Linked DNA regions of Homo sapiens: regions 1 and 3 are each linked to region 2. The links are chromatin loops, found by intact Hi-C in ENCODE. Cell type or tissue: PC-9. All regions are shown on one strand. Links, peaks and the distances in the headings refer to the core of each region. The heading gives the core; the rest is flanking DNA. Region 1 has its middle 77 kb from the start of FAM171B. Region 2 holds the start of FAM171B (family with sequence similarity 171 member B). Region 3 overlaps ZSWIM2 (zinc finger SWIM-type containing 2).

Region 1 (10,257 bases), core at 1,878-6,877, 78 kb before region 2:
TGCATTCCTTCTGTAACTAATTTATTGGTAGTTTTTATCATGAAAGGATGTTGAATTTTGTTAGATAATTTTTCTTGATGCATTGATAATATGATTTTTGTCCTATATTCTGTTAATGTGGCATATCAATTTATTGATTTGCATATATTGAACCATCCTTACATCCCATTAATAAATCCCACTTTATCACAGTGAATAATCATTTTAATGTGCTGTTAAGTTTGGTTCACTAGTGTTTTGATGAGGATTTTTGCATCTGTGTGCATCAGAGATATTGGATTGTAATTTTCTTGTAATGGTATTGTCTGGCTTTGGTATCAGGGCCTCATATAATTCACTTGAAAGTTATTTCTTTTTCTTTGATTTTTGGAGGACTTTCAGAAGGATTGGTATTAGTTCTTCTTTAAATGTTTCATAGAATTCAGCAGTGAAGCCATCGGATCCTGGGCTTTTTTTGGTGAGTGATTTTTTTAAAATTATTAATTCAATCTCCTTGCTTGTTATTGATCTGCTCAGATTTTCTACTTCATAATTCAGTCTTAGTAGGTTATGTGTATCTAGAAATTTATCCATTCCTTCTAGGTTATCCAATTTGTTGGTGTATAATTGGTAATAGTCTTTTTATTAACCTTTTTATTTCTGTGTCTTTAGTTGTAATAGCTCCTCTTTTATTTCTGATTTTGAGTCTTCTGTTTTTTTCTAGTGAAAGGTATATCAACTTATCTTTTAAAATATAACAACTCTTAGGTTTATTAATCTCTTCCATTGTTTTCCTAATTTCTATTTTTTCCTGGCCTGATCTTTATTAGCTTCCTTATACAAACTTTTTCTTGGTTTGTTCTTCTTTTTTCAGACCCTTTTGGTGTAATGTTAGCTTGCATATTTGGATTTTTTTCCTTTATAATGTAGGCATTTACTGCTTTCGCTGCATTCCACAAGCTTTCATATGTTTTGTTTCCATTTTCTTTTGTATTAATATATTTTTTAATTTCTAGTTTAATTTCTTTTTTATTTTATTTATTTATTTTTTTTTTTTGAGATGGAGTCTCGCTCTGTCACCCAGGCTGGAGTGCAGTGGCACAATCTTGGCTCACTGCAAGCTCCGCCTTCCAGGTTAATGTCATTCTCCTGCCTCAGCCTCCCGAGTAGCTGGGACTACAGGTGCCTGCCACCACGTCCAGCTAATTTTTTGTATTTTTAGCAGAGACGGGGTTTCCCCATGTTAGCCAGGAAGGTCTCGATCTCCTGATCTCATGATCTGCCCACCTCAGCCTCCCAAAGTTCTGGGATTACAGGCATGAGCCACCGCGTCCGGCCTTAATTTCTTTTTTGATCCATTAGTTGATCAGAAACCTATTGCTTAATTTCCACATATTTATGAATTTTTCAATCTTCCTATCATTGCTTTTTAGTTTCATATTATTGTGGTCAGAAGAGATATTTGAGATGATTTCAATCTTCTTAAATTTGTTTTGTTTTATGACACAACATATGATCAATCCTGGAGAATGTTTCATGTGTATTTGAGAAGGATATGTATTCTGCTGCTGTTAGATGGAATGCTCTCTCTATATGTCTGCTAGGTTCCTTTGGTTTATCATTCAAGTCCACTTCATCCTTATTGACTTTTTTCCTTTTTGGTATGGATAATATATCCATTGTTGAAAGTGGAATATTAAAGTCCGCCACTGTTACATTGCTGTGTATTTCTCCTTTGTGTTAATATCTGCCTGTTATATTCAGATGATCTGATGGTGGGTGCCTATATATTTACAATTGTTATAACCTCTTGATAAATTGACATCTTTATTATATATTAACACTTTTGTCTAATGCAGGCATTTACTACTACACTAGAATTTTACAGCTTTACAGTTTTTGACTTAGTCTGTTTTTTTCTTTTATAAGTATAGGCACCCCTGCTCTCTTTGGTTATAACTTGCATAGAATATCTTTTTTCATTCATGTACTTTCTATGTGTCCTCAAGCCTAAAGTGAGTATTTTGTACATAGAATATTATTGGATCATATTTTTTGACTTATTAATTTTTTTATTTCAATAGGTTTTTGGAGAGCAGGTGGTGTTTGGTTATATGAATAACTTCTTCAGTGATGATTTCTGAGATTTTGGTAAACCAAAACATCCAAGCAATGTACACTGTACCAATGTGTAGTCTTTTACCCCTCTCCCTGCTCCCATCCTTTCCTTAGGTCCCGAAAGTCCCATTTCCACACCTTTGCATCCTCATAGCTTAGTTCCCACTTATGATTGAGAACATAAAATGTTTCCTTTTCCATTCCTGAGTTGCTTCACTTAGAATAATGGTCTCCAGTTCCATCTAGATTTCTGCAAATGCCATTATTTCATTCCTTTTTATGGCTGAGTAGCATTCCATGGTATATATTGATATGATTTGGCTGTGTCTCCACCCAAATCTTATCTTGAATTCCCACGTGTTGTGGGAGGGACCCGGTGGAAGGTAATTGAATCATGGAGAGCAGGTTTTCCCATGCCATTCTTGTGATAGTGAATAAGTTTCACAAGATCTGATGATTTTAAAAAATGAGAGGTTTCCTGCACAAGCTCTCTTTCTTTGCCTGCTGCCATCCATGTAAGATATGACTTGCTCCTCTTTGCCTTCCACCATGATTGTGAGGCCTCCCCAGCCATGTGGAACTGTAAGTCCATTAAATCTCTTTCTTTTGTGAATCGTCCAGTCTCAGTGTGTTTTTATCAGCAGCGTGAAAAGGGACTAATGCATATATACACCACAATTTATCCACTCATTGATGAGCATTTAGGCTAGTTTCATATTTTTGCAATTGTGAATTGTGCTGCTATACACATGCATATGCAAGTATATGTTTTGTATAATACCTTCTTTTCCTCTGGGTAGACACCCAGGAGTGGGATTGCTGGATCAAATGGTAGTTCTACTTTTAGTTCTTTAAGCAATCTCCACACTGTTTTCCATAGTGGAATGATTATTCCCTCAAATATGTTTAGATTTCTCCTCCTCAAGAACACCAATTATTCTTAGGTTTGGTCTTTTAACATAATCCCAAACTTCCTGAAGGTTTTGCTCCGTTTTAATTTTTTTCTTTGTCTTTATTGGGTTGGGTTAATTCAAAAGCCTTGTCTTCAAGCTCTGATGTTCTTTTTTCTGCTTGTTCAATTCTATTGCTGAGACTTTCCAGTGGATTTTGCATTTCTCTAAGTATGTCCTTCATTTCCAGAAGTTGTGATTATTTTTTATTTATGCTGTTTATCTATTTTTCTATTCATATCCTGTGACATTTTTAAAATTTCTTTAAGTTTGTATTCACCTTTCTCTGGTGCCTTCTTGAGTAGCTTAAAAATCAACCTTCTGAATTCTTCTAGCAATTCAGAGATTTCTTTTCAGTTTGGATCCATTGCTACTGAGTTATTGTGATCTTTTGGGGGTGTTAAATAACCTTGTTTTTTCATATTACCAGAATTGTTTTTCTGGTTTCTTCTCATTTGGGTAGACTATGTCAGAAGGAAGATACGGTGCTCAAGAGCTGCTGTTTGAATTCTTTTGTCTTATGGGGATGTGGTACTCTCCCCATTCCCCTGGGGATGGGGGTTTCTGAGAGCTCAACTATAGTGATTGTTGTTTCTCTTCTGGATCCAGCCACACAGCAGAGCTAGTGGGCTCTGGGCTGGTTCTGTGGAGTGTCTGCAAAGAGTCATGTGATGTGATCCATCTTCAGGTCTCTCAGTCGTGGATACCAGAACCTGTTCCAGCGCATGTAGCAGGGGAGTGAAGTGGACTCTGTGAGAGTCCTTGGTTGTATTTTTGCTTAGTGCACTGGTTTTGTGTTGGTTGGCCTCCAGCAAGGAGGTGGTGCTTTCAAGAGAGTATCAGCTGCAGTATTACAGGGAGTATACAAGCTTGCCCTAAGGTCACCTGGGTAAGTATTTGGGTGTCTCAGGTGGTGGGTGGGGCCACAGAGCTTCCAAGAAATTATGTCCTTTGTCTTCAGCTACCAGAGCGGGTAGAGAAAGACCATCAGGTGGGAGCAGGGTCTGGTGTGTCTGAGCTCAGACTCTCCTTGGGCAGGGCATGCTTAGGCTGTTGTGGAGGATTGGAGTGTGGTTCTCAGGCTGATGAAGTTACATTCCCAGGGAGATTATGGCTGCCTCTGTCATATCATACAGGTCACCAGAGAAGTGCAGGAAAGCCAGCAGTGACAGGACTCACACAGCTCCCATGCAGCTGGAAAGGCTAGTCTCACTCCCACTGTGTCCCCCTAACCACACTGAGTTTATTTCCAGGCAGCCAGTGAGCAGGGCTGAGAACTTGCCCCAGGCTACAAGCCTCCCTGCTGAGAAAGTAAACAGGGCTTTCAGGTTTCATGCCTCCCTACCTTCTGCAGCTTCTGTGTTCATATTTGTACTCCAGGTCACTCCCTCCCCCAGTTTCTGTCCAGGAACCTTCACCTTGAGTTGAAATTGTTACAAAGTTCAGCTGAATGTTTCCTGAATCTTTCATCTTTCCCCAGTTCCACTGCCAGCCCTCCCCAAGGACCCCTATGAAATAAAGTCAGAAATGGCTTCCCTGGGGACTGAGAGTGCCCACAGGACTCTTCCCTGTGCTTCTTCTACCCCCATATTTTTCTCAGCTCTCTAAATTTGTCTCAGCGCCAGGTAAGGTCAAATTCTTCTCCTGTGATCTGAACCTTTAGGTTTCCCAGTGAGGATGTGTGTTTGGGGGTGGATGTTCCCTCTTTTACACTTTGAATACTCACATTCTTTTGGCTGTCTCACAGAACCTGCAACAGCAAGCCGCTTCCTTCAAAGGGCTTGTGGAGTCTCTGGCTTTCTTGGTATGTTACTGCACTAATCCTTGGAGCAAAAGTTCACAGTGTGAGCCTCCACACACTGCTCTGAGTGGGAGCTGAAGTTAGTCCTGTCTCCTATCTGCCATTTTTTTTCCAACTGAGATCATATTTTTTAATCCATTTAAACACTGTGTCTTTTGATTGGAAAATATATTCATTTGCATGTAAAGTAATAATCAATATGTAAGAACTTTTGCCATTTTGTTGTTTACTAATTGTTTCATCATTCCTTTTTTCCATTATACCATTCTTTTCTTCCTCCTTTGTAATTTGTTAGATTTTTGAAGTGCATGCTTTGGTTTTTTTTTGTTGTTATCTTTGTGTATTCACTAGAGGTTTATTTTTTCTTTGTGTTCACCACAGGACTTTTACGAAACATCTTATTGTTATAACATTCTATTTTGAACTAAAAGCTTAAGTTCAATAGCATACAAAACCCACACTTCTATTTCGCTCCTCACCACATTTTAGGCTATTGATGTTATATTTTACATCTTTCTATTTTGTTTATTTATCAGCAAATTGTAGTTACAGTTATTTTTAATACTTTGGTCTTTTAACTTTTGTACTAGAATTAAAAGTCATTTACACACCATTATTACAGTATTAGAGTATACTGGATTTCACTAAATATTTACCTTTACCAGTGAATTTTGTACAGATGGTCCCCAACTTACATTGGTTTGACTTATAATTTTGTGACTTTATGATGGGTTTATCAGGATGTTTCCCCATTATAAGTTGAGAAACATTTGTACTTTCATATGTTTTCATGTTGCTATTTAGCATCCTTTTGTTTCAACTCTAAGAACTTCATTATTTCTTGTAAGGCAGGTCTACTGGTGATGATGTCTCTCAGGTTTTCTTTGTCAGGGAATGTCTCTCTGTCCTTCATATGTGAAGGACAGCTTTGCCAGTTATAGTATTACTTATTGACAGTTTGTTTTTTTTGTTTTGCACTTTGAATATGTTATCTTACTTCCTCCTGGCTTGCAAGGGTTTTGTTGAAAAGTCTGCTGATAGTCTTATGAAGGTTCCCTTGTGTGTAATAAGGCACTTTTCTCTTGGTGCTGTCAAGATTCTATCTTTGATTTTTGACAATTTGATCATAATATGTCTCAGAATATTCTTCTTTGGGTCTGATAGAGTTTGGATATTTGTCCCTGCCTAAATCTCATGTCGAATTGTAATTCTTAGCCTGGTGGGAGGTGTTTGGATCATGGAGGTGAATCCCTTGTGGCTTGGTGCTGTTTTTATGAGAGTGAGTGTGTTCTCACAAGGTCTGGTCACTTAAAAGTATATGGCACCCACGCCCGCACCCTCCCCGCATCGCCTCCATTTTCTCTCTCTTTCTTTCTTTCTCCTACTTTCACCATGTGACAGGCCTGTTCCCCCTTCACCTTCTGGCGTGATTGAAAGTTCCTTGAGGAGCTTCACTGGAAGCTGAGCAGATGCCAGCGCCATGCTTCCTGTAAAGCCTGCAGAACCATTGGCCAATTAAGTCTCTTCTTTATAAATTACACAGTCTCAAGTATTTATAGCAATGTATGAACAGCCTAATACAGGGTCAGTCTTGCTTAGGGTTTTCTGAGCTCCATGAATCTGGATCCTCTCAATATTTGAGAAATTTTCAGCTACTATTTCTTGAAATAAGCTTTCTTTAGCTTTCTCTCTCTCTCTTGTTTCAGAAACTCCCATAATTAATAATATATTTGTATTTGATGGTGTCCCATAAGTCCCTTATGCTTCCTTCATTCTTTTTCTTTCTATAATTGGGTAATTTCAACTTACCTGTCTTCAAGTTCGCTCAGACAACTAGCCTATCACCAGCTGCACAGACTGGTGTGGCTTCATGTGGGTTTCTGGGAAGGCTCCCCCTGGGTCACTGAGTAGTTCTCTGGACAGGCAGTGTTGTCCCCAGCCCACAGATGTGAGGGACTTAAACAGTTGCAGGGCTGCTTCAGGTTCCACAGCTGAGACTAAGGTTGACAGGCCTGCCTCTAGGAACTGAGAGACAAGTATGTCTCCCCCTGGGGACCTCATGGGGCAGGACTGCTTGCAGTCTGCAGCTGACAGAGCTGAAGACAAGTCTCTTAGCCATTTCAGGGTCCACAGGAAGAAACAAAGTCAGCAGGCCTGTCACTGAAGGCATAAATGGTGTGACTCTACCTGGGTTCCTTGGTGGGTGATTGTGGTAGCAGGATCAAGGCCAAACATGGCTGCAACTGAGTCCTCAGGATGACAGGGCCATTTCCAGGTCTGGAACTGGGACCATAGCCTGTGAGCTTTCTACATGGGCATAGTTCTACCCTCTAGAATGGCCTTACTAGGTCTTGAGCTCCAGGAGGTTTTCACAAACTCCTATCTGAATTCCAGAGCTCCCACAAAGCCACTTTTGCCTTTGTTGCTTGAGAGGATACAAGCAGGGGAGCTCCTATTTTACCATCTTGCTGATGTCACTCTCTCCTCTTCTCAAAACATTTCCAATTATTCCATTGAACAAAATCCATTATCATTCATCTAATTCATAACTCCATTAATCAATATTTATTGAATACATACTGTACTGTTAAGAATTGGAGGAATTGTAAAGCATGGTTTCTGTCCATAAGGATCTTATGGTCTAAGAAGACAAACATAAGATATCAACATAACAATTTTGTACATGCAATCAGGCAGTATTTTCTTTAGAAGTGAAATGAGCTCATCTTGGGGCAGATGGAATTTTCAAAATTTCCTGATTCAGATTAATTTCTTACTAAGGCTAATTTTAATAGTATCAAATCTCATCTTCACTTAAAAAAAAAAAAGGCAGGAAAGACAGGTCCCAATTTCAAGAAGAGTAAGTACAATTCTCTTATCACTGATTCATTACAGCTTGCTCTTATGTCTCATTGTGAAAAAAGAAAATAATAGAACAGTGGCAAGCATTACTTTTTGAGAAACCAGAGTTTCAGAAAACAGGTATGTGTTAAAGATTGTTAGCATGAAATTCACTTTCAAGATTCTTTTCTTGTCATTTTATTTAAACATTAAGGAAAAAAACTTATTCAGAGAAATAATTTTTCCCTTCCTTTTATAAGTATAAGCACTCCTTAGAAATAATTGGTAAACTCCTTAATTATAGATCTCATCTACTTGTCATTAACAACCTCTTCAATGGTCAATATTCACATCAATAGTGTTTTGTTAAATAATACATGGAATAATGACAAGCAACTCTTTTAAAAATCAGAAATACTAAATTTTTAAAAGTAACAATGAGAAAATATCTGCAAAAGTATGTTAATAATTATCCTTTTTTGTATTTTATGGACACAAACCTTTCAGAAATTATCTAAATCAGAAATCAGGGTTTTGAAATAGTCTTTATTATAAAATTTTGGATACTGATAAGCTAATTTTTTAAGCTGAATTTTTTAAAGTATTTTTCTATGAAAAACAAAAGAATCTACATTATTGGATTGAAATATGGAAATATGTAAAATAAAAATTCTGAGATATTTACTCTACATTGCTTAATAGCCACTATTACCCTTTCCGGATAGCCCCCATTTAGAAAAAGTTTCTAACTAAGCTGTTCAAGTGTAATAAGTCCAGAGACTCTTGGGAATGTAATTGTCTTATTTGTTTTGAATCAGACTGTCTGCAGTTAGTCTAGTGTTTTAATAAGGTCTACAAGGATTAGAACTAGTCAACATATGAATTATGAAACCCCCAGTCAACCTGAAGAACAGAAAAAAAATCAATCCATGGGGAAAATCTGGTACTCTTGCAAGACTGTGGAATACCATTCAGAACCATAGCAGAGGTAGGCTTGAAAACCAGGAAATAATAGGTTTCAACTAAGAAAGGTTTTGTTACCTAGGGGGATAAAATAGCATATGCTTCTAAAGATGTGAACTTTCTTTTTTAAAAATAATCTGTGGGTTTACATCATCATGTAAACTTTCCCAAAAGAAATAGGAAGCTATTCATCTACTATAGCTAACAAAGTGCAGGAACGTGTTATTGCAATATTTTAACAAACATCACAGGTAGTTTTAAAATGTAATCTTTAAGCTTAGCTATTTTGGAAAGAAAATAGTTATTTTTTTCTAAGGCACGTACCATTATATACTTGATGAAAATGTTTTTCCATCATTTGTCATTGAGATTATTAGCTTTCAGCATTTAATATGGCAAATTATGGTTGACTTCTAGACTATTTTCTTCTAGTCAAACTCTGAAGATGTTATGTTTTAAAAATCTTAATAGGCAGAAATCTAGTCCCCAAATAAACTGAAGCTCAAAATGAAAAGATAAAGACAAGTCAAAGAAAGAATATTTATTTTGATGGAGCAAACAAATTCAAAACTAAGAAAATAAGGCAATTTTTCCTAGAAGAAATTAGCCCTCTAGTTGATTTAGAGAGAGCTTACCGATATAAGTAAGCTGTCTCACTGTGTATCCATCTGTCAAGAAATCCACCTATAAAAAGAGGTCCACAGGGTGATTTCATGGGGTCTAGGTAAACAAACACTGTGGTGTAGTTTAAATATTTTTCCAACATTTACTTCAAGGAAAGGATCCCTGATTATCTGCCAGTTATTAAGTACCAAAAGGTGAATCACTTTTGATAAACTGATTAAAATGTCTCTTAATTATATCCAACTACTTTTCTTACAGTTCTTACATCTCAGTCTTCCCATATTAGTTTCTCTTCTGAGATGAGAATGTGATGATCAGTTCATGACCATCATGTTTGCCAGCTGTTTCTGATTGATGAATAGTTTTGTTACAAACCAGTACCATGTGAGTTAGCGTCCCCTATGGCTCCTCCAGGGGCCATATAATTTCTGGTAAGACTAAGACTCTCTTGGATGGAGACCAGGCTCCCTAACAAAGGTAGCCATAGCTTGGCTGGCACATGCAGGGATCCAAGTGGAAGTATTTATCATACAGCCAGTGCTGGGAATTACAATGTCTACTGGTGAGTGGATTCAGAGTCCAATTCCTATTAGAACTGACCAAAGCTATTTTTAGTACCTTATTAATGTATAAAAGTTACATGTCTAAAAACATGGCAGTCAAGATAATTCTAGAAAGTATTCTAAAGTCCCCTAATACAAACTGCATGAACTTAAATATTGTTCAATTGATTAAGCAGAAAGGTTATTGAAGAGCTAACTCTTTTAAGTATAAATAGCCTTTGTGTTATCATTTAGACTCAGGTTTAGAGTTCAAAGAATATTTTAAAAGGGGGTTGAGGGTTTACTGTATCATTTTCTCACTTAGGTGTTTTGGGATTTGTAATTTATTTTAGATTCAATCAGATTGTCTTAAATCTCCTCAGTGGATGGAAAACAATTTGTCCACACTCAGCTCTAATAGTAAAAATTGGGACTTTGT
Region 2 (10,257 bases), core at 3,101-8,100:
AAAAACCCAATAATCCTATTTAAAAGTAGGCAAAAGATCTGCATAGATATTTCTCAAAAGAAAACACACAAATGGCAAACAGGTATATGAAAAGGTCTCAACATCACTGATCATCAGAGAAATGCAAATCAAAACTACAATGAGATCTCATCTCATCCCAGTTAAAATGGCTTTTATCCAAAGACAGGCAATAAGAAATGCTGATGAGGATGTGGAGAAAAAGAAACCCTTGTACACCACTGGTGGGAATGTAAATTAGTACAACCACTATGGAGAACAGTAGGAGGTTCCTCAAAAAACTAAAAATAGAGGTACCATATGATCCAGCAATACAGCTGTTAGGTATATACCCAAAAGAAAGTAAATCAGTATATTGAAGGGATATCTGTACTGCCATGTTTATTGCAGCACTATTCACAATCGCCAATATTTGGAAGCAACCTAAGTGTCCATTAACAGATAGTGGATAAAGCAAATGTGATACATATACACAATGGAGTACTATTCAACCATTAACAAGGATCAGATCCTCTCATTTGCAACAACATGAATGGAACAGGAGGACATTAAGTAAAATAAGCCAGGCACAGACAAACTTTGCATATTCTCACTCATTTGTGGGAACTAAAATGTAAAACCATTAAACTCACGGAGATAGAGATTAGAATGATGGTTACCAGAGTCTGGGAAGGGTATTGGGAGTGGGGAAGAAGTGGGGATGGTCAATGAGTATAAAAATATAGTCAGGTAGAACGAATAAGATCTACTACTTGATAGCACAACAGGGTAAATATAGTAAACAATAACTTATTGTACATTTTAACATAACTGAAAGTATAACTGGAATGTTTGTAACACAAATGATAAATGTTTACCCTGATGTGATAATTATACATTTTATGCCTGTATCAAAATATCTCATGTAGCCCATAAATATATACACCTACTGTGTTCCCATAAAAATTAAAAATTAAAAACAAATCCCACGTAGTGGAAACAGGTAGAAGTATGGGTGAAAAAACAATGGCAGAATTTTGACCATTGTTAAAGCTAGGTGACAGGTATAGGCTTTTATTACACTATCCTGTTTACTTTCTATATATTTAACATCTTGCGAAATAAAAAGTTTAAAAATAGATATCACTGAAATATGCAATCAAAAATTTTCACACCATGAAAATATACCTCTCAAGAAGCTTTCTCTGTACTGAAAAGACATTTCTATGATCCCTGGAGATCCCCTGTGTCTCTGCTTCACATGGAGAATTTTAAATGGAGCTCATTATTTTTCTCCAGCTCCTCTCTCCCCCAACCCCAGCATGCCTCCCATCTAATGGGCCATCAGAATTAATATAATATGGTTGTCCCAACTACCACTAGCTCCCAGATTAATTCTTCTCAGGACCCTCAAATATTTCTAACAAATACTGGTACAGATGGAGAAATAAGAGCTGTTGTATACACTGGAGAAAACAATTGATTTGATGGATACCAACCTTAGTCTTTATTTTCACTGCTCTCTGAAGATGGAGTTTTTATAAGTTAATGAGAAAATGGAAATGTACTTTTTTAAATCCTGATTTTTAAAAAATGTTCACATTCAAGTTTTTTTTTAATCTTGCTTTCTTGTTTCTCAGCAATACAAAGAGACATAAATTTTTAGAATAATAAAATCCAGAGAATACTAAGCAAAGGCAATGGTGAGTTTCTCTACTATGGACTGATAAGGCTTAGTCATATATCAGTCATTGAATGTGTCATATTTGTTTTCTAAATTTTGCCTGAGAAAAGTCCTACAGTTTTTCATGTGGCATGTCCAAAGAATCAGAAGCATCATACAGCGGTAAAGAATGAATGCAAGCTCAATCACAGCTATTTAAAGGTATATATGTTAAAATCCTCCTAGGTCATAAGAAGATTAAGTATACTCAGGTAAAGAATTATGGTTCATGCTTGTAAACCAACATTTTGGGAGGCTGAGATGGGAGGATTGCTTGAGCCCAGAGTTCCAGAGTTTGAGGCTAGCCTGAGCAACAAAGCAGGACCCTATCTCTACAAAAAGAAAAAAATTAAAAATTAGCTGGGCCCAGCGGCACGCATCTGTAGTTCAGCTATTCAGGAGGCTGTGCCCAGGAGGTTGAGACTGACTTGAGCCATGATCACGCCACTGCACTCAACCCTGTCTCAAAAAAAACCCCAAATTCTTCACAAAACCCAATAAGTAGGCCCAAGTATAGGTATCAATCAGTTTTCTGTAGTCAGCATAAGATAAACACTGAAATTAACTAAAATTAAAGATCCAAAATTTACATACTTTATAACTTCTACTTACAAACTTTCCTACATAACGTTTATCTTTATAAATCCCCTGCTAAACTCCAATGGAGAATTTATCCAATGAAGACGAACAAATGCTGAGAAAGTGAATTCATTCATTCATTCATCCATCCATCCATCCATCCATCCATCCATCCATCCGTCCATCCATTCAACAAATGGTTGAATGTCTATGGGTACCAACCAGGTGCTCTTCGAGATACTAGAAATATAGCAGTGAACAAAACAAAGTCCATGTTTTCACAGAGCTTATGTTCTATCAAGGGAAAAACAGGCTTATTAGAACAGCTGAGAATAATGAGTACCATGGAGGAGAATGAATCTGGGTAAGAGCAAAAAGGATGTGCAGATTACTATTTTAAACACCTGGTCAGGAAAAGGTCTGTCAGTTACTGAGACACTTGAGCAAACCTGAAAAATGTGAAGTTCCAGAATTCCAGGCAGAGAAAATGGCAAGTGCAAAGGCCAAACACTTGGGTCCACTTGCAAGCTAAAGAAAATAGAGCTAGTGTGGCTACAGTGGAGAGAGTTAGGGTAAGGGCTAAAGGAGACGGGAGGAAAAGGAGGATACAAAGGATCTAGACCTTGGTAGGCCATTTTCACGATCTGGGCATCTAGTATGAGAGAGACGGGAAGCCATTGGAGGAGTGTGGGCAGAAATGATCCTATTTAATGTTTTTTTTTTTTTTAAAGATCGCTAGCTGTGTGAGGAGAACAGACAGTAGGGAAACAAAGGTTGAAACAGGAAGACCAGTTCAATGGAGAGATCACAATGCATTCAAAGGAATATTTTAACTTCATTTGTCTATAAGCTGTGTTGCATTATAAGACTCAATATTCCAATAACTAAAACAGCAATCAATTGAATTACTCCCTTGTTTGCCACTGGCTTGGGTAATTAGAGTTTTTGAGGAAGAAGAATCATCATAGGTTACTTCTCAGGTTCTAGTTTGATCTATCGAAGAGTGTGGTTCCTTTATCTCAATCTAATAGGTAAATAAAACAAAAACTGCTAATTTCCCAGACAATCAGCTTTTTCAGAATATTCCCTCACAAATATCAGAAAGCAAACATTTTAATTTGCATGCTGGATTCAGGTTTCATATTATTGCAGTAGTTCATAACCCTAATCACAACATATATATATATATTACAGTAGTCAAAATTCATTTAATATTCCTGAAAGGTCCATTGAAATAAAAATATACTGCAAACCATAAAACCCACCAACACTCTCCCAGACTTCGGCTTCATAGTGAATTTATGAAATATCTCTATTAATGAGGCCAATCAATCTGATATATCCAATTTCCTTAACTTTAGCGAACAGTATGTCTAACAGCAGCCTCACCCAAACCATATTATCACTTTCAGTTATTAAAAGCTGGGTAGGAAAACCACCATACACTGTATACCTTTCAAGACTTTTAGCCACACTTGAGTGTTATTAATTGGTTTAAGAGGGTGTCAGAAACACATGCTTTCCTGCACACTTTGGTGATTTCATCCTATGCTCAGAGCACTCTGATAAATTAAATCATCCTGGCTGTGTCATGAATCGCAGCTGGCATGCCTGTGTACTGCTTTTTGACGATGAGCAAGCAATACAAAATGTGATGCTGATTCCACTCTTTCAAATCTCATTTTCAGCACTCATATAGTGTTACCAGGCAGGATTTTAAAACAAAAACAAACGTCATAATAAAATTCACTTTGGTTTCACAAAACCTAAGCCCTCGTGCCAGAAAATTGGAGGCTTTTTTTCTTTCCAAATAGCAGACAAGAATCTACAGCCATGAAGCGAAGTGGGTTGCGGGGTAGGGAGATGCAATATACATGGATAATCTAGCTATTTGCTTACCGATGGAGCTTTAATGGGGGGAAAGAGGGAGGAACTGCGGAACTGTTACAGCCACCTATACTACAGCCGTATTTCTACACCTTCACTGAACAGTGTCAAGAATCTGCCTCATTTAAGTTCTACTAACAAGTAAGGAGATTTCTCTCTCTAGGGATAGGCTTTTGCTGTTCTAACACCACTCCAGACTTCACCTTATGTGTCCCCCTCTCCTTTTCCCTTTCCTTCAATTACAAACTCCTGTTTTGTTTTGCTTCATCTTATTGTACTAAAAGAGTTCTTTGCAATAAGATGAACCCTTAAACCCTTCCTGGGGTAAAGAGAAAGAGAAATAAATAATAAAATATATAAAGATTTCTCTCTTCATGGCTAAATTTAAATATAGCAGGCATGGAGAAATGGTGAAAAGGGGTGTGTGGGTGTCCATGGCAAGATTTCTCAGTCTCTAGGAGAGAAAAGGATAGAGAACAAAATGTTTAAGGGATTTAAGAACGGTGTGTGTGTGTGTGTGTGTGTGTGTGTGTGTGTGTGTGTGTGTGTTACAGTCATTCCCAGGGCAGAGGGTAGAATTCAGGAAGAAGGGAGGGAAAAGAAAAAGATCAATCCAGGCAGTCACCCACCCCCAGCCTTCCCGACCCCTCTCCAACCCACCGCAGTGCTCTGAGCTGCTCAGAAAGCTCATTACCCGGAGGGCAGATTCCCGACACCAGATCAAGGGACCAAAGGCTGGGCAGCCAGTCTGGGGAGAGAGATCGGGAGGGATGGTGACAGGAACGAACGAGGATAGGAATGGATAGGGAAGGGGCGAGGAAGCCGGCGAGGCCCTAAGAGATCGCCGGCCGAGACTGAAAGACCGGGCTGGGCAGCCAGGACCTACCTGGAACCGTCAAGGTGGAGGTTGCCCCAGGCACCTCTGTCCTCTCCTCCTCAGCCTCCTCCAGCTGCTTTTGCTGTTGTTGTTGTTGTTGCTGCTGCTGCTGCTGCTGTTGGATGAGGCTGAGGTCGGAGCGGCTGAGTTCCGCTCTGGCGGCCGCGGGGACCAGCCGCGCTTTCAGCAGCACCACGGCCAGGCCGAGAAGCAGGGTGCAGGGGACACGCCGGCAGAGCCTCGCCATGGCCTAGAGCCAGAGGGCCGCGGCGGCATATTGCGGGGCTCCGGGCGGCGGCGGGCGCCAGGGCTGCGGGCTCCTGGCAGCGCCCGCTCGCTCGCTCCCCCTCGCGCAATCTGCCAAGCACTCCCTCACCGGCAGGAGGAAGAGGCCCGGGAGGCGGAGGGGGCGGAGGAGGAGGGAAGGGGAGTTCGCATCCTCGCGCATGTGACGCGCGGGGAGGGGCGAGCCGGGGCCCGCGGTCCCGCGCCCCGCAGCCACCTGGGGCCAGGCTGCTCCGAGAGGACGCGATGCTGGGGCTGCAGCCCGGGTGGAGGGCCCTAGGGGAAACAGAAAGGGGAGGCCTTCTGGGAGCTGGTAGACCCTCACAGCGTCCACTTCCCACTGAGGCACCGGGAAGATTTGCAGAGAGTGGAATAAAATTCCTTCCACCTGAGCCCAAAGTAGCAGAGAAGGTGGTATATTGATTACCCCCATCCAGCACATAGCGTGGGTGGCACCAACGGATCAAAAAGCCAGGATCTCAAACAAATAGGCTTTGCTGCATCACCGCCATCATTGCTTAGCTAGAAGTTAAACTGCAGCGCGCCAGATTTTGACTAAACTTCTTTTCTCTGCCCTAGTGGGAATTTCTTTCCATATCATTAAATATTCTTAATTACATTTTATCTAATTCTAGCCTATCCTTTTCATTTGTTCAAAAAAATCTTACTAAATACTAGTTGCTTACCATGTGCCAGCATTTCTTCAGGTGCTTGGAATAAGTAAAATACAATCCCTGCATTCCAGGAGCTCAACATCTATTAGGGGAGAGGAACACAGGAACAAATTAGAACCCAATGTGGTGGCTACAAACAGAAAAGCAATACAAGTCCAGAGGTCTCAGAATTGGAAGAAAATATCTTGTGTATGTAGGGGCTATGAAACACCAGGAGAGGTAGAATATAAAAAAGAGTAAGACTTCCACACAGGAGAAATCAGGAACGTGGAAGAGTGTGTGTGTGTGTGTGTGTGTGTGTGTGTGTGTGTGTGTGAAGCCCAGATGTGTGTAAGCACAGTGGGCTTGCAAAAGTGTGAGCAATTATTCTAATGGAGGAATGACAGTGTTTTAGATTGAAAAGGAGAGTGGAGACCAGGTCATTAAAAAAATAATAATAACAAGCATTTCTATAGTACTTACTGTGTGCTCAAGTACTTCACATTTGTTAACTTCTGTAATAAACTTAGATGCTGTATACAGAAATTGAAATTCACACAGTAGATGATAATGAAAGAAATTAATCAGGGAAGAAACTTGCTACCAGTTGTGCATTTTAGGAGGATCACTTTGCTCTCAGTATGGCAGATGGATTAAAGGGGGATAAATTGGAAGAGAAGATGCCAGTTTAGAGGTGTTTGCCAAAACCCATAGGAGATGCCAAAGGTCATTGAAACTGAAAAGGAGAAGAAAAGAGTAGGAGACACAGTATATAAGACTACAATAAACAGATACGGTTAATTGGAAGAGGAGGAGATATGCCTAGTGTGACACCTAAATTGACAAATTGAGATCTTAGGTGGCTGCTTATGACCTTATCAACATTAACTGGCCTAGAGTAATGAGCCCTGCCTTGTTCAGTTGTGGTCTCTTTGTATTTGGAGTAACTGTGGGACATCTCATAGTGCAATATAAATGTCACCTGCTGTGACATCACCCCATTTACCATTGTAGTTCATTGTCCTTTTCCACCCTTATCATTCTTACCTTGTCCCTCCCAGTGTTTTCAATATGCTGGAAAACAACAAACTTCTCAGTACTGGAAAAGTATTTTTTGGTTAAGCAAATGAAAATAGTGTATATATAACTAATGGTTTAGATGTTTTGTCCTTTCCAAATCTCATATTGAAATGTGACCTCCAATGTTGGAGGTGGGGCCTAGTGGAAGGTCTTTGGTTCATAGAGGAGAATCCCTCATGAATGGCTTGGTGCCCTCTTCATGGTAATGACTGAATTCTTGCTCTGAGCTCACAAGAGATCTGGTTGTTTAAAAGTGTGGCAACTCCCTTCTCTCTCTCGCTTGCTCCCTCTCCTGTCATGTGACACGCTGTCTCCCTTTCACCATCCACCATGATTGTAAGCTTTCTAAGGTCTCACCAGAGCAGATGCCAGCACCACACTTGCGTTGTACAGCCAGCAGAACTGACCTAAAGTAAACCGCTTTTCTTTATGTCACCCGAAGTTTACTGCAATGCAAATGGACTGACACAATAACCATAAATAAAATAACAGTAGGTATTTTGCATCTATTATCTCATTATATCTTCAGAGCATCTCTACAAATTAGCTCTCATTATCCTATTTAGCAAATGGAAACACTGGAGATCAGAGAGGCTCCATGTCTTGCCAGAGGCTACATTTACAGTGTGTGACTTTACCTTTCTGCACCGTTTGAGACTTCTGCTATGAGTTTGTATTGCTTTTTTAGTGATTTTAAAACAAAAATAAGGTATGTGGACCACATAATTTTGGGGAAAATAGATACTAAAGTGAGGCCCCTCACACTAAACATCATTCTTCCATCAGGACTTTCTTTCCCTGGTCTGTGTGAGGCAGGAGCCATTGGGGGAGGGGGCTCCAGAGCTGAAGGCAGCAAGTTTCCATTAGTTTCATCAAGCTGTTTTTATGGCAATCTCTTCCAAGTTACCTCTGCTCCTGGAGAGAAGAAAGGAGAAAATGGAAATGGCTCCAAAAACCTGACTGGTGGATCAGAAGGAAAGGAATGCAGCCAGGATTTCTGTCATCCTGCCTTGGGGTAGCCAAGTTATTTTTAATATAGTAGAAGCAGACCTTCTGGAGGCAAAGCCACTGGGTCATGGACCCTGGTAGAGGGTGGACCTCAAATCTTTCAATACTATGGACTGTTTTAAGAGGTAAGTGTTGTCAATCAAGAGTATTTAAATAGTTTTTAAGTGCTTCATTATTCGTGTAGTTCATGCTTAATTTCTGTGCAATATAAAAAAGCCATATTATCCGATTCAATTGGGGATAGTACTTGGCAAATGAAAAAAGTTCATCAAAAGACCAAAGTCAATACATCCTAAATATATCTTAAGCCACATATTTTACCCTAGAATAAATAAATATATATTTGTTCACAAATCTTTTGATGTAGGGCCAAGAATTTCAACCACATCCTAGAGTTTGAAGTCATAAACCACAGTTATGATATACCACTATGATTTGCAGGTTTAGTTTAAGTGGAAGTTCTCAAAGACCCTTGCCACACAATTAGAGTGCCAAGTCATTCTATGTTCAATTTTTTTCCCAAGCTTGTAGAATTTTCTCATATACTTAGTATTAAACTTATATTTTATTTTATTTTATTTTTTGAAACAGAGTCTCGCTCTTGTCTTCCAGGCTAGAGTGCAATGGAAAAATCTTGGCTCACTGCAACCTCCACCTCCTGGGTTCAAGCGATTCTCCTGCCTCAGCCTCCTGAGTAGCTGGGATTACTGGTGCATGCCACCACGCCTGGCTAATTTTTGTATTTTTAGTAGAGACAGGGTTTCGCCATGTTGGCCAGACTGGTCTTGAACTCCTGACCTCAGGTGATCGCCCGCCTCAGCCTCCGAAAATGCTGGGATTACAGGCGTGAGCCACCACACCTGGCCTAAACTTAGTTTTAATAGGAAAAATTTACTTATCTCAAATCCATATTGTATATATTCCTTATCACACATATAACTGGCAAAAAAGAAAAAGTTTGTGAAAAATATAACTGACTTTTGGCACAGGCACAACCAAATGACAGGAGTAAACATAGGCAGACATTCAGGAAGATGTAAGCTGATAACTACATTTGCCCTAAATGTTTGTCTGTGTGTTTTACAAAGGAATGAAAAATGCCAGTTAATCCAGCAAGTTATTTTCAGGTACATAGTCCATGATAAAGTTTATGCTAAACACAATGTAATCGTTAAGGTTAGAAATTCATCATTTTTAGAAAAATGCCCCAAGAGCCATCAGAAAGCAAAGCACAATACTATACACATATAATTCTTCCCCACTTAAAACCTACTGGTACCTCCTCATTACTCTTAGCACAAATCCAAAATTCCTAACATGATTTACAAAGCCGTTTGCAATATGTCCCCTGACTACCTAGGTTCAGGTTCATTTTAAAAATTTTCCTGCATACACACACACACACACACACACACACACACACACACACGGGAGTTTCTTCTATTCCTTTGAACTAGATTTGAGTTGCCCCTAGACCTTTAAATATGTGATTTTCCCTGCCTAGAAGTCTACTCCTTTACCCGTTTAACTGGCAAGTTCCCCTAGAGCCCGAAGAGTTCAGGTTAGATATTACTTCCTCCAGGATTCATTCCCTAACACCCTTAGTTTGATTAGGTGCCTCTGTTATGAGCTTGCGTGGCAACCCATATTTCCTGTTTTGATCTTATTATTTAAAATGGGCATTTACTTTTCTGTATCCTCACTTACTAGCCCCACAAGAGCCAGGACCATTATGCTCACAGCTGTGTCAGCAGCTCCTACCATGATACCTGGCATTGCTTGTTTGATTGATTACTTGGCTGATTAAATCAATAAAACAATTTTAAGAGGCAGAACTGTTGCTTAAGGGTGGAGGACCATGGTATCAGACTGCTCTGGTATCAACCCCTCACGAGTGATGTAATTTACATGAGATTCTAGGCCTCAGTTTCCTCAACTGTATAGGGGGAGAAATAGTAGAACCTAAAGGAGCTAACAAAATAAAATAACATGTGAAATACTTTGAATTTCAGCCCAGAGGAAGTCTTCGGTAAATGTTAACTGTTATTTATTTTGTTAAACTTGTATATGATTGTTCTGTTTTGTTTATATGTATCTTATATGTATATAAAATTTCTAGATCATGATGCTCATCTGAAGATAAAAAGAAAAAAATTAAAAACAAAACA
Region 3 (10,257 bases), core at 26-5,025, 150 kb before region 2:
TTTTGCCTTTGTCATGGTTTCAATAACAACAAAATTAAAGAAATTTGGTGTTTGGGGAATATAAAGTTAAAATGGTCATAGCTTACCAATAAATTTTTCAGTATTTCATTTTATTCTGAAAATTGAATAACATTTAAATTGAGAACCATTTTATAATGTTAATGCTTTTAAATAGAAAAAATCAATTTTAGATTCTCATGTACAAATGTGAAATCTAACTATAAAACGGGGGAAAAATCCTGATCCCATCACTGCTGATAATTATATGGTTCATTTGAGATATTGCTGTGCTTCCACAAATTGTGTTTCCAAAATCACGTTTTCTTGAATATCAAATGTTCCATTTTCTACATGTATACATAGGTTGAAAGTGTTCACCTTTTCCGTATTGGCCTATGGCAGTCAAGTTTCAAAATATTTTCCTTTTCAGTTAACATTTGACTATGAATCACTTTAAATTTTCATGTATTTTTATAAATAGTTCAGGTTATTTATTTTTTATAAAAAGTTCAGGTTTCTTACATGCATATATTGCATAGTGGTGAAGTCTGGACTTATAGTGTACTAATCACCCCAATAGTGAACATTGTACCCAATAAGTGATTTTTCAGCCTTACTCCCTTCCCACCCTCCCAGTTTTTGTAGTCTCTGATGTCTTATTTCACTCTATATGTCCATGTGACCCATTGTTTAGCTTTCACTTACAACTGAGAACATGCAGTATTTGACTTTCTATTTCCGAATTATTTAACTTAGGATATTGGCCTCCAGTTCCATCCATGCTGCTACAAAAGACATGAGTTCATTAATTTTTATGGCTGAGTTCTATTACATTATATATATATATATATGTGTGTGTGTGTGTATATATATATGTTTATACACACATTTTATTAATGTGGTATATTTTTATGCCCACCATTATGGATACTTAGGTTGATTCCGTATCTTTGCTGTTGTGAATAGTGCTGTGATAAACATATGAGTTCAGCTATCTTTTGATATAATGATTTCTTGCCCAGTAGCCATATACCCAGGAATAGGATTGCTGGGTCATGGTAGTTCTATTTTTAGTTTTTTGAGAAATCGCCGTACTGTTTTTCATAAAGGTTGAACTAATTTACATTCCTAGCAATAGTATATAAGCATTCCCCTTTCTCCAGGTCCTTATCGACATTTGTTGTTTTTTGACCTTTTAATAATAGTCATTATGACATGTATAAGATGATATCTCATTGTGGTTATAATTTCCACTTCTCTGATGATTAGTGATGTTGAGCATTTTATTATGTTTGTTGGCCACTTGTATATCTTATTTTGAAAAATGTCTGTTCATGTCCTTTGCCCACTTTTTAATGAGGTTATTAGGTTTTTTCCTGTTGAGTTGTTTCAGTTCCTTATAGATTCAGGATGTTAGCTCTTTGTCAAATACGTAGTTTGCAAATATTTCTTAACATTCTTTAGGTTGTCTGTTCACTCTGTTGATTGTTTCATTTGCTGTGCAGAAGCTTTATAGTTTAATTAAGTCTATTAAACTATTTTTCTTTTTGTTGCATTTTCTTATGAAGACTTGATCATAAATTCTTTGCCCAGGCCAATGTCCAGAAGAGTTTCCTAGTTTTTCTTCAAGAGTTTTTGTAGTTTAAGGTCTCACATTTAGGTCTTTAATCCATCTTGAGTTAATTTTTGTATATGGTGAAAGTTATGAGTCCACTTTTATTCTTCTGCATATGGCTGCAATTTTCCCAGCACTATTTATTGAATAGGATGTTATTTCCCCAGTGTATAATTTTGTTGACTTTAACTATAAATCTTTCAAGATAGAAGTAGAACTCTATTGAAGATTATGTCTATTAAATCTGAAATTTTTCCTCTAGTGTGAGAATCTATTTGTAGGGTAATTGACCTTTAGAAATGAAAAAAAAGTTCCTTAAGCTTAAATACAAATCAACTCATTTTGTTTTGCCTACCTATACTCATACTAACAAATTATTAATATTATTTTAATTTATTTGATAGTTAACATGAAAAAATAAGAAATTAAGAAAAGATTATGACTTACTTTCCCATTTCTAGTGCTTTTCTTTAGAAGTAAAAAAGTTATATAATTATTTCTAATGTTTTTACTAAGTTTTCTGCTCTTTTATTTCGATCACTTTTTATTAAGCATCTAGTAACACAAGTTATTTACTCTAGTTGACATAAAGATAAAATATGGTCCTTTCACAACTTACAATTTGGTATTATGATTATATTTAAAATAGTTTTTTTTCCATTTTCATTTTATGTCAGGGGAAGGGTATTCTCTTTTGATTATTATATAACTCATGTTGTACAATATTGTAACCATTAAGTAAATGGAAATATAATCAAAGTGCTTCATATACTAAAGTATATTTAGTATCTTTGAATAATAATTTAATAGGCATTTCCCACATTTTTTAAAAAGTCGCATTCCATTTTATTGGTAAAATTTAAAAAAAATTTTTTTATATCATGCGTTAGAGAGGTATATGTAGGAAAACAGCCATTTGGTACACTATCCAGAAAATTACTGCCTTTCCAGAGAAGTTTAAAGGCAGTACCATAAAAACCTAAATCCCCTCATTATCCTTTCCCTTTGAATAACTGTATGTCGTAAGAAATACATGGACTCTCTCTGACAAATCTCTTCACACCAAATGTCATTTGTTTTCATTAATCATACTTTTTTCACATATGCTTATTTTAAAACATAAGTTTAACAACTATTATAACAGAAAATTGATGATTTTTAAGTTTATTCATAACACTTTCCATAATATAAATCTTATAATTCAATTTCTATTCTAAATATTTTTAAATGTCTTTTGAGTTTATGCCAAAAATAAATGTCTTGATTTTTTTTCTACTTGTGAATGTTAGGGTCTTGTTGAAAAAATTCAAGCTTCCAAGGAACCATGAATGTAAGTTTTGGGGTTTGGGTTTTTTGTGTTTTTTTTTTATTTTACTACTTTGAAGTTAACAAATATAAGAATGTTTTATTTAACATTTTCTAAATTTAGATGGTTACTTTTCTAGGGAATCGTAACTATCAGTAGCTCAGCTTCTTAAACTTAAGACACTTGGAACATTTTTCATCTTTAAAAAAATGTAACTTTATATGTCATTTTCAAACTCATAGGCACTTAATAAAAACAGGTATGAAACAATGGCCAGTTATTAAGTAGGAAAACATTTATGTATTCTAAGAAAAGGTTACAGTGGTTTCTGTGTCTAAAATTATTTTAATTGTGAGAAAAATAGCAAATGTGATTTTTTTAGATCCCAGAAATAGACTGTTGGCATGGCACATTATTTTATTCAAAAATGTTTGCTGAATGAAATTGTTTTGCTAAACAAAAGCAGAGTAAAATGTAGTTTTTAAGTGAGTACTTAAATTGAGTTTGGAGTCAGTTATATATTTATATAAGTTTAAATTCCAGAGTTCTCAAAAATAAGAGAGAAAGAAAAATAATTGCAATACAGGTCACTTAAATTTGTACATCTTATAATAAAGATACTGTCATTGTCAAAGGGTTAACTGCAGTTAAGGAATTGTTTGACCAATACTAGACCCATCTAACAACTGCATTTTTAAAAGTATTAATAAATGTTTCTGATATTCATGAATAATTAAAGTGATAATTAGTTTTAAATTTTTTCTATTCAAAAAGAATTGGTTTTATTTAGGCAAGTTTATTTCCCCCTAGCTATTATACAATTACAATCACAGTAAACATATTTTAAAAATTATACCAGATAATTAATTACCATTAGTGTTTCACAGGGATTTTCTCTTTTTTCACTCTACATATTTTTTTAGAAATGTCTCCCATTTTCCATGTCTCCAACTGTTAACTCTGTATCAGTGATTCCCAATCTTAGCAGCAGACCAGTATTTCCAGTTGCTTTCTGGGAAGCTCAATTTGGAGGTCCCATGGGCATCTTAAATACTGATTTCTCCATCTGTGCTCCCCTCTTAGATTCCCTACCTCACATACTGGCTTTCCTTTTTATTTTCTCTTCAAAGCTGTAAACCTTGATATTCTCTCTGATTTTTTTCTCTCTCGTCCTCTTCTGCCATGTATCTACCCATACCACAAATCCTGCTTGTTTTACATCCTACATATTTCTCAAGTGTTTCTATTTCTCCATACTCATTCTTACCTTTGTTCCACTTTCCTCAGCCCTTAGTACCATTCTGTGTAGCCTCCTTGTTTCCAATGCCTGAACTTTGCACTTTGTCTTTCACCTTCTAGATAGGCAGATTCTTTCTAAAATGTCAGCCTCTTCTTAAGCCTCTCTCTCAGTCCCTTCATGCGTGATGACTAGGTTGTATGGTTTTATACATATTGTTTTCTTTTTGACTTCTCCATTGTATTCACTGAAGTTAAATGTTGACCCTCTCTCCAAAGTCTTATTCTCTACACTATTCTTCCATATCATTTTCACAAGCTTCAATACTGAGGCTGTCCAATGGAAATATAACATACATATGTAATTTTCTAGTAGCCATATTATAAGAAGTAAAAAGAAACAGGGAAGTAACTTTAATATGTATTTTAACTTAAGCCAGTACATCAAAATATTATTGTGTCAACGTGTAATCAATATAAAAGTTATGAACTATTTTACTTTTTTTATACTGTCTTCAAAATCTAGCATGTTTGTTATACTTACAGTAGATCTCAACTCTGACACTATATTTTCAATGGAAATATTTGATCTGTATATAGACTTCCTCAAAATTTGTAGCTGAAAAATAGATTCACATATCCAAATTGTTACATACTTATACATTTTTCTGTAACTATAGATTATCAGCTTTAAGTTAAAAACTAAATTTTTAATTTAACAAAATTTAAAATTTGTTTTGTCAGTCACACTCGTCAAATTTCAAGTACACAATAGCTACCTGTGGCTAATGGCTACCATATTCAACAGTGCAGTTCTACCCAATTAAATTCAACAAATATTTATTGTACCACATATTAGCTAGGAGCTCTGCTAGGTGCTTTTTATAAATTGAATCGTATGTATTGCTAGTATATGAATGTCTTTTATCTGCAAACACAGCAATTTTGTATTGATCAATTTAATATATTACATTGTATTATTATTCTTTGCACTTATCGAAGACAGCAACCATTCAGTCTACAGTAGGGAATTTTTTAATGTTTAAAATTAATCCTTTATAATTTGAGAGTTTATATTTCCTTCTGAAATAAAGATTTTTTGTGTCTTGTATTTAAAAGAAATTTTAATTAGTAGGCATTGAGAAAATCCCATGTGTACAATGTAATACTAGAGACTAATAATATTCAAAGAAAGTCTTAGCGATCTTAAATTTATCATTTAAATTAAAGCTAGAATAAACATACATGAAAAATAAAGAAAACTATAAATAATTACTCATTAGGATTATGTATAGCGTTTAAATAAGTGTGGAGGGAATGTTACTTGTAATGGAAGAGGAATGTTTTGAACATCATTCAGAGATTCTTTTCTAAAAGGAATCTGGAAGCAATTATCTACATTCCAGTGTTGCATATAAGAAACCTGAGACTCTCTTTTCAAAGACCGACAAAAATGATTATATGGGAATATTATTATGAAAAATGTTAATTTTTGAACACTGAACATTCTTTTATTCACAAACATTTTCCCAAAAAAAGCTAGATTTACCACCTGATAGTTCCTTTTAAATACAATAACTAGTGAATACTATCTTCTTTTTGGAATTAAATAATTATGAATAAAATTAAAACCTCATTAAAGGAAATTTTTCTAAATTCTCACCAGAAAGATGTAAACTTTTTATTTTCTATTTTCCCTTTTATGATTTTATATATATCATAAAACAGCCTAATAGCCTGTCAGAATTCTGTGTTCTGCTTTTATCACACTGTTACCTTATATTTTCATGCTATATAATCTCTGTAATGAAAGTCATTAAAGGCTAGCTAATATTTCACTAAATATGGTATATTATAAGCAATTTAACATTCTTCCACTATTAGGCATTTATTTCTAACTGCTTGTTATATTCTTTGTACGTGAAGCTTTTTGTTCTTTTCAAATATTTCCTTAGCCTAAAGTCTTACTGTGTTTTGGAGTAGAAGTGTTAATATTTTTATGTCTCCCCCCCATGTATTGCCAAATATGTTTTCAGAATACTTTTGCTGATTTACAGTGATTTCAGAAATATGTCAATTTCTTTAAGTTTTATTTGTTTTTTGGATTCATGTTTTTGGCACATTTTAACTATAGTACTTAAGCATACAAAGATATTAACAGCATATTTAAGAAATATGAAAATAAAGACACATAGAAATATTTTGCCATGTTAGTAATATTTCTATAATTTTGGAAAGAAAGCCACACAAAGCAGGAAAAATACCAGATACAAGGTTCAAAGTAATCTATCAATGCCTGGTAAGTTAAATAAGAAAATAGTTTCTATTCTCTGGTATATTTATTTAACATTCCTTTATGGAAGATCTAAAATGCCTTCAAATAACTTTTTTAAATACAAAAGAAATAACATAAGGCAAACAAATAGTAACGTTTATTAGTGTTTATTCAGTCAGTTTTAGTGTCTGTGCTTTATTCTTATTTTAACTCATTTGCCTTTGATGCAAATAAAATTGAACATCTTCCACTGCCTTGTTTACTATTTGTGTTTTATGTGAATTGTATTTTGGCTATTTATTAGGATAAAACTGCAAACATTTCTTAATTATTATAAGCATTACTTTTTTCAAATGTTTTTCTAATCTGCTATAAGTTTTTTCTCTATGGCTTTATTAAATTTTGTTACATATAGGAGTTTTTGTGTTATTAAATTGGATCATCTGTTCTTTTCATGTTTATTGTTTCAACCCTTTAAAAATTGTCTTTCTTCCATAGTATCAATAGTCCTTTGGAGTTTTTTCTGCTCATTTTATTATTTTTGTTCTTTATTATATAATAGCACCAGTGTGTAGTTGTTTTGGTATAAGTTGGAGGTTGGTATTTGGTTTGAGTTAATTTTCTCCATATTGCCACCCAGTTATCTCAGTTAACAGTTATTGGATAATCCTTCTTTTCCTCTTTGTTTAACAATGTTTATTATTTAGAGCATCTCATATATTATTACATTTATTACTTGTACAACACATTGTGATGTCAGTCCCGGTTAGCTGTCTTGCTCTTCTCTTTCAAAATATTCCTGCATAGTCTTATACATTAATTTTTCCGAATTCATTTTAGAAGAGTTTGTTTCTTCCTTTTATTTTCCAATTCACATTTTACCACACAGAACAGTTTGTGGCCAGCTTCTTTTATGAAATTTTATTCTTCAGTATTTCTGCTGCCCCAGTGCATCTTTATTCCCCAAAGCACAATATTTTGTTCTTTATTTTTCTCTCCTTTTTTAGAGAGCAGATGTTGCTGTGTCTTTGTGACAAATAGCCCTTCTTCCGCAAAGTAATGGTTAATTAATGTATGATGCCCTCCCACAGTCCACTTGCCATAACATCTGACAGGGAACTGCGATTTCTGTATTGAAATGTAACTGTGATGTTTTCAGTATTTTAGTGTTTAGTTGGGGGGGGTCTTTCCAGAAAAACAGAGCATTTCATTATCTTGGAAATAATTTTTAATTCATATATATTAAAAAGATACATAAAATCAATAGAAGGCAGGGGACCGATAACAACTAGCATTTAAATTATGACATGTTCAGGAGTAGGAGATGGAAGGGGGAAGCAGCAAAGGGATGGGCCAAGGAATGAAGAATCTAGGATTCCCTGATCAATACTATAGGCACTTAGAACATCATTCCTTTAAGGATTGCAGGATAGAGAAAATACAGAATTCAAAAAATGCACATCCCAATGGTGCAAGCAATATAGTAACTAATAGATTGTCCTGAGAAACACTGACCAAATCTGTTGAGGATAAGACTAATGAGACACGCTTTTGTAGGTACACAAAACAGAAACAGAAAATAGGCACAATTAATTAAGTCTTGCTCTTCCATTATTATTTAATTCACTTATTCATCTAACAAATAATTACAGTAGCTACTCGGATATCAGTTTCCTCCTCATGTATTCATGTCCCATTTATTTTAATATTCTTATATGTTGACAAAATATTTGTTTATGGACTAGTGAACAGGTCGAAGTATAAGACATGATTGTAACACCAATCCAAGGATGAACACTATCATATTCAAGTGCACTGTTTGCATTGACTCTTTTTCAGTTACAAGAAAAAATAATAATTTTTATATTTTTTTAAATGACTCTTTTCTGACATTTTGGCTCTGAAAAAAATGTAAAGAAGGGGTCAATGTCAGTGTGATAATTCAATCAAAACTGTCTCTCTGATATTTGAAAGAAAATTCTAACTTTCAGCATAAGTTGTTACCTCTCTGTAGCTCCAATTTTATGACTGGATTTTAATACTTTGGGATTTCTCACTAGCTGCTTTACAACTGGGTCTTGGAGAAAGAGAGATAAGTGACTTGCTTCGGGGGATACATCGAGTTCAAACTCCCCAACCAGGAACAAATGACGAAAATGAACATGTTGAAGAAGATGGGTACATTAAACAGAAGGAAATTGATTCAGAGGATATCTGCTCTATTTGTCAAGAGCTACTTTTAGAGAAAAAGCTTCCTGTCACCTTTTGCAGGTGATGTACTTTTTCTTTAGATTCTTAAAACTAATTAAAAATTCTAAAACATATTTCTGATTTATTACCTTAGGAGACATGATAGGGAAAAAATAGACAACTTTACCTACTGCTAATTTATACTTAATTAACATTCTTTTATTTCCTAACACACACACATATATATAATATATATAATATAAATATATTATAATATATTACAATATAAATATAATATCTATAATATATAAATATATATCATAGAAATATATATATTATATATAACATATATGTTAGGAAGCAACATATATATGTGTGTGTATATATATGTTTTGAGCTAAATATATGCTCTTACTCTAAATCTTTCTGAGCTACACTACAAGGGTAAAAACTGAAACATAATTCCACAATTATTCCTCTTCCCACCTTAAGTAACAAGGGTAGAGTAATTTCTGTGTTTTTATTTTATACACATGAATAAATGTGATGGTTTATTATAGTTATAAAGACTTTTCTGAAAGTAAAGATTATTTTACTTTGAAATTACAAAAATTATTTTTAGTTTTTCAAAATTCTATCTTTAAACCTAAATAATTCAATTTTCACATATGTACAAATCTTTTTTTTTTTTTACTCATTAATGCCAACAATAATATTTCTTTCATCCCTTTCATTCTGTCTACATAACCAATTCTTGTTTTGTTAGACCTCAGATCAGCTGTCTACTTTTATTTTATTTTATTTTTAATTTTTTTATTATACTTTAAATCTTTATTGAGAGTCTAATGTTCATACTTTTCTTCACAGCACTATAAAGTTGGACTTGAAAAATTTGGACAGTCATTTTCCATTGCAATTTTTTTCTCCTGATCATTCTTTTTTCTTCTGATAATTTAACAAAACTTTTGTCCACACTGTAGTTGTTCATGTGTCTGCTTCTATTGCATATTGTAAAATTATTAACTACTTTCCAAAATGGTATTTCTCTCAGCAGATATTTCTTTGGTACTACCATGTATTGTGTGACTTCTGGAAAAGTATGGTGGCACCCCTGCTCTCAGTGAAGCATTTTATTAAAATAATAATAATTATTATTCTCCTTTGTGTTAAGCCTATATTCATTCTCACTTTACAAATGAAAATATTTTAATGATGCAAAATCTTTCACCATTTCATTGGAATGAAGGAAAATTTAAGTTTGGAATTCTGATGTATTAAAGATGATAGATTACTAGAATGAGTGAGTGTGTGTGTGTAATCAAGCTATAGCTGAAAATCAGTTCAGAATCTATTTTTTTGTGGAATAAAGATGGTAGCACAGGAAATTTTATTTATATAAATATATATATAATATATATATATATATACAATGGATATGTAAAACTGCTCTATACAAATGGTAAACTTCAATTTTATCTCTCATAGGTTTGGCTGTGGCAATAGTATTCATATAAAATGCATGAAGATCTTAGCTAATTATCAGAGTACATCAAACACTTCCATGTTGAAATGTCCTCTGTGCAGGAAAGAGTTTGCACCATTAAAACTGATTTTGGAGGAATTCAAAAACTCTAG

What was found. Peaks named below come from ENCODE experiments on the same cell type or tissue, not always from the same donor. Only the 100,000 strongest peaks of a DNase experiment are listed, where the experiment ranks them.
Region 1: a loop joins it to region 2, with 5 times the contacts of the local background. A loop is called at or near these places in 5 of 110 quality-filtered maps.
Region 3: it touches region 2 in a loop (2.4-fold over the local background); 7 of 110 quality-filtered maps call a loop at or near these places.

Annotation. Positions count from the first base shown.
Region 1 is chr2:186,766,126-186,776,382 of GRCh38, reverse strand. No RefSeq gene overlaps it. Among named protein-coding and RNA genes, the nearest start is that of FAM171B, 77 kb to the right of the region's middle. In PC-9, for the core only: no CTCF peak of the experiment used is centred there; DNase peaks (open chromatin) are centred at 4,312 and 4,802; H3K4me3 peaks cover 1,070 bases; H3K27ac peaks cover 2,999 bases.
Region 2 is chr2:186,689,227-186,699,483 of GRCh38, reverse strand. It overlaps FAM171B (family with sequence similarity 171 member B), which reads right to left and starts at 5,424. Exons shown (of 8, transcript NM_177454.4): 1 at 5,073-5,424. The coding sequence starts at 5,310. RefSeq lists a silencer at 5,261-5,620. In PC-9, for the core only: no CTCF peak of the experiment used is centred there; a DNase peak (open chromatin) is centred at 5,463; H3K4me3 peaks cover 1,356 bases.
Region 3 is chr2:186,837,405-186,847,661 of GRCh38, reverse strand. It overlaps ZSWIM2 (zinc finger SWIM-type containing 2), which reads left to right. Exons shown (of 9, transcript NM_182521.3): 3 at 2,905-2,945; 4 at 8,493-8,703; 5 at 10,108-10,257. Among named protein-coding and RNA genes, the nearest start is that of ZSWIM2, 6.6 kb to the left of the region's middle. In PC-9, for the core only: no CTCF peak of the experiment used is centred there; no DNase peak of the experiment used is centred there.